Linked DNA regions of Homo sapiens: region 2 is linked to region 1. Evidence: read pairs that join two places in POLR2A ChIA-PET (ENCODE). Cell type or tissue: GM12878. All regions are shown on one strand.

Region 1 (5,000 bases):
ATATATTTCCATGTGAATACACATAGCACTTTTAAATTCTTTTTTGATACACTTATTTTTATTGAGGTATAACGTATGTGTAATAAAATGCTTGATGAATTTTTACATATGTATATATCCTTGAAATCACCATGCAGTTCAAAATGTGGAATGTTATCATTTCCTTAGAAATCCTATGCATACCCCAGAAAATAAGCATCAGGTAATCTCTCCAAGGGCACAACTGTGCCTAAATATTATTATTATTATTATTATTATTATTCAGATGGAGTCTCACTCCATTGCCCAGGCTGGAGTGCAATGGTGCGATCTCAGCTCACTGCAACCTCCACCTCCTGGGTTCAAGTGATTCTTGTGCCTCAGCCTCCCAAATAGCTGGGATTACAGGTGCCTGCCACCACTCCCGGCTAATTTTTATATTTTTAGTAGAGACAGGGTTTCACCAGGTTGGTCAGGCTGGTCTTGAACTCCTGGCCTCAAGTGATCCACCCACCTCGGCTTCCCAAAGTGCTGGGATTACAGGTGCTAATTATGATTAGATCCCTGTCAGTAGTCCTGGATATTGTTTCCAAATGTTAAAGTTATTTAACGAGGCTGAAATGATCACTGTGGAATGCAGGGATGAATGTCTCAACTCTAAAATGGGTAAGAAAACTAAATCGGAGATGACTCAACTTCATGACACTTTCTCAACTTTATTGCCTTTCTTTAACAAGAAAACATAAAACAGTGAAGCAAAAAAATAAAAATAAAAATGGCAAAGAGAGGATGTGAAACACTGCATCTTTTCAGAGACAGCTGCCGAAGGACTCCCTATGGGAACAAAACTATTTGGCAGGTTTACAGCCGTGTTCTTCATTTTAATTTTTTTTTGTTTCTATAATGGTTTGAGGTGGCGCAAAACTGTAGGACTTGTCTCATCCACAGAAACACTCTGAAGCTTTGATCTCAAGGTAGGGGTATCAGAGACTTGGTTTTAGGCTCTGAGAGTATTAAAGGGAATCAGATCAAGCAGCAGCAGAAGAGAACTGGGCACTGATTGGCAACAGCGATGGTAACCTAGAGCTGTCATACGTAACCTGGAGCAACCTAGAGCTTGGCTTGATGACAGCAAGTCAAGAGGAACAGCCAGCAATAGTGAGACCTGCAGAAATATGGGATGGAGAGTTATACAAGGTCAAAAGTAACTTGTGTATAATGGGAGTAGGGTGTGTAACAGGAACACTGGAGTAGTAGGTGAAAGGAACCTGAGTTCTAGTCTAGGCTAGGATGATGGTGCAACCTCAGGAAAGTCACTTTCTCCTTTTGGATTTCTGGTTTCTCCTCTGTGAGAGGTGGCGTTCATTGTGGTCTTGCTGAGACACTTGTTCAGCTGTGGTATTCTAAGATTGTGTGAGCCAACAGTCACATTCTGTGGCTATCCATAGGGAAATTGAAACTCTGGATAACACATGTATCCTAAGGACTTAGGGCCGTGGAAGGTGTTGGTCTCTTGATAAAGCTGAGATACTTGCAACGTCAATACTTCCCGTATCCATGTTGCCATGGAGATATAGAAACTTGGTTTTATTTAGACTTTCTAAGTACCACCCAACTCTCGTCTCTCCATTCCTCAAAAAATAAACATATACACACACACATGTACACATGGGCACATTCAAACATTAGGGCCCTCTGTTGGAATTCATGGGGTGAAACCTTCTCCTATCCTGCTAAGCCACTGTGCACTGAGGTGCTGCTAGGCTGGAAATCTACACACGTACCTAGCAACCACATAAGAGTTGTCCAGAAGCAGTTTAAGTTGGTATTTTATGGACAGGCATAGACATCTTCAAATCAGTACCATATTTCATGACAGGTCTTTTTGAGCTGAGCAACAGACAGACATATGAGTACAAGGAATAAAGGAAGTTTTCTTTGGGAACAAAGTTTATAAAAGCACAATGCTGAAAAGTCAGAGGCAGGACAGCTGCAAAAGATGTGGTTGACTCTGACCAAAGCAGTTACACATTGGCATGACTGGGGTGGGCTGGTGGTCATGCTGTCAGAGGGGTCTGGCCATGGAGGCACACAATTGGGCCAGCCCTCCATGGCCTGACTGTCATCTTAGGGCCATGTCAGAACTGAAGTGATTACAACACAGAAAGGAAACTGTAGGGCCACATGAACTGGTTTCTAGATTCTAGAGAGCTGGGGCCTACACACAATGGGCTACAGACAACTGCGTGTTTAAAAATATCCTGGGGCATACACAGTCCCCTCCCAGAGAGATGGTCATTGTCTGAGATACCATCTCACACCAGTCAGAAAGGGCTATTATTAAAAAGTCAAAAAATAACAGATGCTGGCAAGGTTGTGAAGAAAAAGAAAAGATTATACACTGATGGTGGGAGTGTAGATTAGTGCAACCATTGTGGAAAGCAGTGTGGCGATTCCTCAAAGACCTATACTGGGTATACACCCAAAGGAATGTAAATCATTCTATTATAAACACACAGGCACACATATGTTCACTGCAGCACTATTCACAATAGCAAAGACATGGCATCAACCTCAATCAAACCCACCAGTGACAGACTAGATAAAGAAAATATGGTACATATACACCATGGAATACTATGCAGCCATGACAAAGAACAACATCATGTCCTTTGCAGAGACATGAATGGAGGTGCACACCATTATCCTGAGCAAACTGATGCAGGAACAAACTATGAATTAAAATAAATAATAACAAATGGAATCACTAATAATCACTTTAAAAAAAGAGATGGCCATTGTCTGCAAGATGTTTTATAAAATAATACTTAGCATTTCACAGACATCATCCCACTGAGGCCTCACAACTGTCCAGTAGCAAGATATTATTATTGTTATTATTTTTCTATTCTGTCTATAAGCAGACAAGGTTCAGAAAGCCTAAGGCAGCCTGGGGCTTGTTGGTGATATTTCCAGACTTTATATTATAAAACCCTCTAGGACAACACTGTCCAATAGAACTTTCTGCAATGCTGGAAATGCTCTGACACCATCTACTATGGATATCGAGCACTTGAAATATGTTTAGTGCAAATGAGTTGTAAATTTCATTTAATTTCATTAATTTAGATTGTAATGTAGGGGGTCCCACGTGCCTATGGGCTATTGCGGCACAGCCCTAGCTGTTCTGTGGCAAGCAAGGGGAAGGCTTAGGGAGCAGGACTCTGGGTCTCCCTTTTTGCTCTGACCCAAAAAGTCTACTTTTGATCCGTTTTCTATTGGAAAAAATAATTGTTCCTGTTGTTAAAAAGAAAAAAAAATCCCCTAAATCTCTGAGATTTGTCAACAGGGACTTTGGGCAAAGCAACTGCATTTCTCAGGCTCAGTTTTCCCTATGAAAAATGGAGCCAACTTGCCGGGCACAGTGGCTAGCGCCTAAAGTCCCAGCACTTTGGGAGGCCGAGGTGGGCGGATCACCTGAGGTCGGGAGTTTGAGACCAGCTTGACCAACATGGAGAAACCCCGTCTCTACTAAAATTACAAAAAAAATAGCTGGGCATGGTGGCACATGCCTATAATTCCAGCTACTCGGGAGGCTGAGGCAGGCGAATCTATTGAACCCGGGAGGCAGAAGTTGCAGTGAGCCGAGATTGCACCACTGCACTGCTGCACTCCAGCCTGGGCAACAAGAGCAAAACTCCATCTCAAAAAAAAAAACAAGAAAGAAAAATGGAGCCAACAATATTTGCCCTTAGAGGGCTGCTGGGAATAAAGTGTTATTATATAAGTAAAGTATGTGTGCAATGCTCAGAACATAACAAATGCTCGAAACACATAAATGCATTCAATCAAATTCAGATTTTATGCCAAAGGGGCTCACCAATTTTATGGATCCTATAGGAGAAATCCAGTTCTGCATACTTTATATGCATTATTATATTTTTTGGTCCTTCTCCTTGTGCAGGGATGGGCATACTACTGCCATCCCCATTGTCAGATGGAGAAACTGAGGCATTGAGCAGTAAAGTGACTCAGCACTACCACCCAGCCCATACGTGTCAAAAGTGGCATTGGAACCTATGCAGTCTGACACCAAAGACCACTGACATAACCACTGTGACCAAGCCATGCTATCCATAAGACTTGTAGAGTAAATGGAGGCAGCTCTATTACTTAGAAAATTCAGATGGGGGGTTTTAGCTATAAATAAGCCAAATGTTTTGACAGAAGAGGCAAGGATGGGGCCAGAGCGGCCGGAGTTTCAATAGTCGTGGTGGGTTGTTCCACTTCATCTGTCTCGTTCCCAACAGCCACAGAGTCATCTAAGGGGCTGCAGTTACCTCCATAGAAAACTCTTGCCCCTAACATAGTCTACTCCAGTCCATCGGAAGACATGTAGGTATAGGTGGCCATAGCTTCTTGTTGAAGATGGAGGGTAAGAAAGAGAAAAAAGGCCACCTGAAACGGAAGCCCGCCATATTTCAAGTGCTTAATTTCCATAGTAGACAGTGTCAGAGTATTGGTCTGATGTGGACCAATGGCATTTGGAGGGGTTGAGCTGCGACTGCTGGACTCAGAGTGACGTGTTAGGCTGCAGCCTGGTATGGGCAGCACTGGCTTGGAACACCACTGAGGGGCTGGTTCCTTAGAACCAAGAGCATCCAACTGAAAGCCCAGTTAAGAACACACAGCTAAGGGAACCCATTTACTCTTCTCTGCTTGGTGCATGTTCTCTTCCTTTTTTGAAGAGGAATTTGTCTTTGTGCCACATTCTCAGTTCCTACCCAGGTACCAGGGTTGTGTTTCTCCCACTGGGCAGGAGGACGTTCAGAGGTCAGGTCTGAGAACTGTGGGATGTTGCCTGTGATGAGGACAGAGACACCATCTGACACACTGGGGTCCATGCCACCTTTCTGCCTCCACTCCCTATAGAAGATGTTGGAGAGGAGCGATCCCTCTTCTCCAATGTCTGCGACAGACCAAAGACACCTTGGCTTCACACCATGAGGGCTGGAGCAGTG
Region 2 (5,000 bases), 740 kb before region 1:
GTTTTGTAACCTCTGGAATTTAAGACCTGTACTAATTTTGCTTTAATGACAGTATTCGTTGTGGCTTGCCACAAACCCTTTTTGCTTTTCCTGAGAAATCAAACATATTTGCCTCAAAATATAGTATTTTCAATGATGAATGCTTTGATTGACTCACTGTCACATTCTGGAGTCATTCCTTACATTATTTCCCTCTAATATAATTTTTGTTTTTGTGGGATTCTTCTTTTGTGTTTTAGTTTTTGGTTATTTTTACAGGTCAATTCTAGTCCCATTAGAAACTCCCCCCCAGCCCATTTTATTATTGAATCAATATTTATTGTGGGCCAGGTGTGGTGGTTCATGACTGTAATCCCAAAACTTTGGGAGGCCCAGGTGGGAGGACCACTTGAGGCCAGGAGTTTGAGACCAGCATGCACAACATAGCAAGACCCCATCTCTACAAAAAATAGAAAATTAACCAGGCATGTTGGTGTGTGCCTGTGGCTGAGGCAGAGGATCACTTGAGTCCAAGCATTTGAGGCTGCACTGAGCTATGATTGTGCCACTGCACTCCAGCCTGCGCAACACAGCAAGCTCCTGTCTAAAAAAAAAAAAAAATTCCACCCCTTAGTGTAGGCAGGGTTCTATAAGGAACAAAACACAGTTCCCACCTTGAGAAACTTCTCTAGGCTGGGCGTGGTGTCTCACACCTATAATCCCAGCACTTTGGGAGGCCAAGGTGGGAGGATCACTTGAGGTCAGGAGTTTAAGACCAGCCTGGGAAATATGGTGAAACCTTGTCTCCACTAAAAATACAAAAATTAGCCAGACGTGGTGGTGGGTGCCTGTAGTCCAAGCTACTTGGGAGGTTGAGGCAAGAGAATCGCTTGAACCTTGGAGGCGGGAGGTGGAGGTTGCAGTGAGTGGAGATTGTGCCACTGCACTCCAGCCTGGGCAACAGAACAAGACTCCATCTCAAAAAAAAAAAAAAAAAAAAAAGAGAGAAGAGAAAAAACTTATCTACGTGTGTAATTGGTAGTATGAGGAGGATTTGTAACACTTTATTTATTCCTTTAGCATACTGTTTGCTATGACCTCACTCAGCCAACATCTCCTGTGGTCTTACACCAGGCAAGGCTTGGCAATGTATGAGTTTGCTCCTTTAATCTTCAAAGCCGACCTAGAGGAATGTGCTATTATTAGTATTATTATTCTTATCCCCAGTTTGCAGATGAGAAAACTATAGCATGAGGGTTTAAGTAACCTGCCCCCAAATCACACAGCTGGTAGTTAGATGATGGTGGCAGAATCTGAACCCAGGGAGTTGATATCTGAGCCTGTGCTCTTACCTTCATCCTACTCAACTCATGATACTACAATTTGTGATTGTCTAAAAAGGACCTTAACTTCTCTAATATTGCACATTGCCCCTATATATTCATGCAACGAGCATTTGCTGATGGTTTGAGACCCTGGGGCCAAATCCTGGCTTGGTCAGCAATTAGGATTGCAGATTTTGGTAACAAAAATACAGGTCAGGGCCGGGCGCGATGGCTCACACCGGTAATCCCTGCACTTTGGGAGGCTGAGGTGGGCAGATCATCTGAGGTCGGGAGTTAGAGACCAGACTGGCCCACACGGCGAAACCCCGTCTCTACTAAGAATACAAAAATTAGCCAGGCATGTTGGTGGGTGCCTGTAGTCCTAGCTACTGGGGAGGCTGAGACAGCAGAACCGCTTGAACCCGGGACACGGAGGTTGTAGTGAGCTGAGATTGCACCACTGTACTTCAGCCTGGGTGACAGAGCAAGACTCAGTCTCAAAAAAAAAAAAAAACACAAAACACAAAAAAACAGGTCACCCAGTTAAATATAAATTTCAGATAAACAACAATTTTTTTTTTTTTTTCGAGACAGAGTCTCGCTCTGTCGCCCAGGCTGGAGTGCAGTGGCACGATCTCGGCTCAAAGCAAGCTCCGCCTCCCGGGTTCACGCCATTCTCCTGCCTCAGCCTCCTCAGCAGCTGGGCCTACAGGTGCCGGCCACCATGCCCGGCTAATTTTTGTATTTTTAATAGAAATGGGGTTTCACCGTGTTAGCCAGGATGCTCTTGATATCCTGACCTTGTGATCCTCCTGCCTCAGCCTCCCAAAGTGCTGGGATTAAAGGTGTGAGCCACTGCACCCGGCCAACAACAATTTTTTTTTTAGCATAAGTATGTTCCATGCCATATTTTATTTTATTTTATTTTATCTGGCAACCCTGCAGGGAATTGCTGTGTGGCCTTGGGTAGGTCTCTCAAACTCCCTGGTCTCAGATTCCTTGTATTCAAAATGAACAGAACAATCCTCACTCACAGACTTGCTTTGAGAAGTAAATAAGAATGCTGCCAGGTGCAGTGGCTCACGCCTGTAATCCCTACAATTTGGGAGGCCAAGTTGGGTGGATCACTTGAGGTCAGAAGTTGGAGACCAGCCTGGGCATCATGGTGTAACCCCATCTCTATCAAAATACAAAAATTAGCTGGGCGTGGTGTCACACTCCTGTTGTCCTAACTATACTCGGGAGGGGGAGGCAGGAGAATCTCTTGAACCTGGGAGGTGGAGGTTGCAGTGAGCAGAGATTATGCCATTGCACTCCAGCCTGGGGTGACAGAGTGAGACTCTGTCTCAAAAAAAAAAAAAAAAAAAAAGAATGCTTATAAAGCACTTGGAATGCTGCAGTGCCTCCTAGCTGGTCTTTTTATAGGTAGACCCCTCCAAATTGTGCTCTGTGCATTAGCTAGGCTACAGGAGACTTTTATCTTAAATTAATTAATTAACTAGTTAATTAATCTTTAGAGAGAGGGTCTCAATCTGTTGCCCAGGCTGGAGTGCAGTGGCATGATCATAGCTCATTGCAGCCTCAAACTCCTGGGCTCAAGCAATCCTTCTGCCTCAGCCTCCTAAGTAACTGGGACTACAGACATGCACCACACTTGGCTAATTTTTTTTTTATTTTTATTTTAAGAGAGGGTCTTGATATGTTGCCCAGGCTGGTCTTGAACTCCTGGTCTCAAGGGATCCTCCCATCTTGATCTCCCAGAGGGGACTTTTAAAATCAGGCCACTGTCTATTGAAAACTCTCAAAAATTCCCATGGCCGGCTGGGCATGGTGGCTCAAGCCTGTAATCTTGGCACTTTGGGAGGCCAAGGTGGCTGGATCACTTGAGGTCAGGAGTTTGAGACCAGCCTGGCTAACATGGTGAAACCCTGTCTACTAAAAACAGAAAAATTAGCCAGGCATCGTGTGGCGCATACCTGTAATCCCAGCTACTTGGAAGGCTGAGGAAGAAGAATCACTTGAACCCAGGAAGTGGAGGCTGCAGTGAGCAGAGATCATGCCACTACACTTCAGCAGCCTGGGTGACACAGTCAGACTCTGTCTCAAAAAAAAAAAAAAAAAAAAAATTCCCATGGCATCTAGACTAAAGCCCAAAGGGTACAAGGAAAGCACTTGAAGTGAAGGAGGAGAGAAGATGGTTGGGGATTTGAAACGAGATGCTGAAATAATCTAGGACAATACAGCCAAGCATATTTGAAGCCATCCTTCTCTTCTGGCCTTTTCTGTCCCTCTCCACAAGGCCACCCTACTTCAGACCTCACTTGCTCCTGCAGCTGCTACCCTTCTCACTGGTCTCTCTCTTCTATGTGAAAAATAACAACCGGCCAGGTGCAGTGGCTCACGCTTGTAATCCTAGCACTTTGGGAGGCCAAGGCGGGTAGATCACGAAGTCAAGAGATCGAGACCATCCTGCCTAACATAGTGAAACCCCGTCTCTACTAAAAATACATAAAAATTAGCCATGTGTGGTGGCGGGCGCCTGTAGTCCCAGCTACTCCGGAGGCTGAGGAAGGAGAATGGCGTGAACCCGAGAGGCGGAGCTTGCAGTGAGCCGAGATCGTGCCACTGCACTCCAGCCTGGGCGACAGAGCCAGACTCCGTCTCAAAAAAAACAAAGAAAGAAAAATAACAACCAATTTTTTTTTCATTATAGACATTTTCAAAAGATATACAAAAGTAGAGTGACTAGAATAAAGAACCCAACTTCAACCAGCTCATCAGCTCATGGCCAATCCAGTTTCAGTCAGTCCTCAACTCATTGGAATTTTAAATTCCTCCTCCAGGGATTTTTTTCTTTTCTTTTCTTTCTTTTTTTTTTTTTTTTTTTTGAGACAGAGTTTCGCTCTTGTTGCCCACGCTGGAGTGCAATGGCGCAATCTCGGCTCACTGCAACCTCCGCCTCCCAGGTTCAAGTGATTCTTCTGTCTCGGCCTCCTGAGTAGCTGGGATAGTAGTACCAGGCGCACACCACCACGCCCGGCTAATTTTTTGTATTTTTAGTAGAAGCGGGGTTTCACCATGTTAGCCAGGCTGGTCTCAAACTCCTGATTTCAGGTGATCCGCCTACCTCGGCCTCCCAAAGTGCTGGGATTACAGGCGTGAGTCACCGCACCTGGCTGGATTTTTTTCTTTTATGTTGAAAAATTTCAGTCTCAGGGACAGGATAATATGACTTTTCTTTTCTTTTTTTTTGAGACAGAGTCTTGCTCTGTTGCCCGGGCTGGAGTGCAGTGGTGCAATCTCGGCTCACTGCAACCTCCACCTCCCAGGTTCAAGCGATTCTGCTGCCTCAGCCACCGAGTAGCTGGGATTACAGGCGCACACCACCACGCCCAGCTAATTTTTGTATTTTTAGTGGAGATGGGGTTTTGCCATGTTGGCCAAGTTTGTCTCGAATTCCTGGCCTCAAGTGATCCTCCCGCCTCACCCTCCCAAAGTACTGGAATTATAGGCGTGAGCCACCACGCCTGGCCCTAACTTTTTGTCAGTTCTCCTGTAGTAAATCTCTTGTTTGTTGTGGTGTAGACTTTATTCCAAGATAGCTTCAGGGATTTGCTTTGAATCCCTGATTCAAAGTTTTGATACTCAAAACCAAGTTAAAAGAACTAGAAAAAAAGAAAAGATAGAAAACAAAGA

Evidence for each region. Peaks named below come from ENCODE experiments on the same cell type or tissue, not always from the same donor. Only the 100,000 strongest peaks of a DNase experiment are listed, where the experiment ranks them.
Region 2: POLR2A ChIA-PET joins it to region 1 with 5 read pairs; 2 of 35 experiments call an interaction of 5 or more read pairs at or near these places.

Annotation. Positions count from the first base shown.
Region 1 is chr16:9,799,731-9,804,730 of GRCh38, forward strand. The region is part of intron 10 of GRIN2A (glutamate ionotropic receptor NMDA type subunit 2A); the gene reads right to left. All of the region lies in intron 2 of LOC105371077 (a long non-coding RNA gene), which reads left to right. Among named protein-coding and RNA genes, the nearest start is that of LINC01195, 350 kb to the left of the region's middle. In GM12878, no CTCF peak of the experiment used is centred here; a DNase peak (open chromatin) is centred at 2,134.
Region 2 is chr16:9,054,761-9,059,760 of GRCh38, forward strand. No RefSeq gene overlaps it. Among named protein-coding and RNA genes, the nearest start is that of HAPSTR1, 34 kb to the right of the region's middle. In GM12878, no CTCF peak of the experiment used is centred here; no DNase peak of the experiment used is centred here.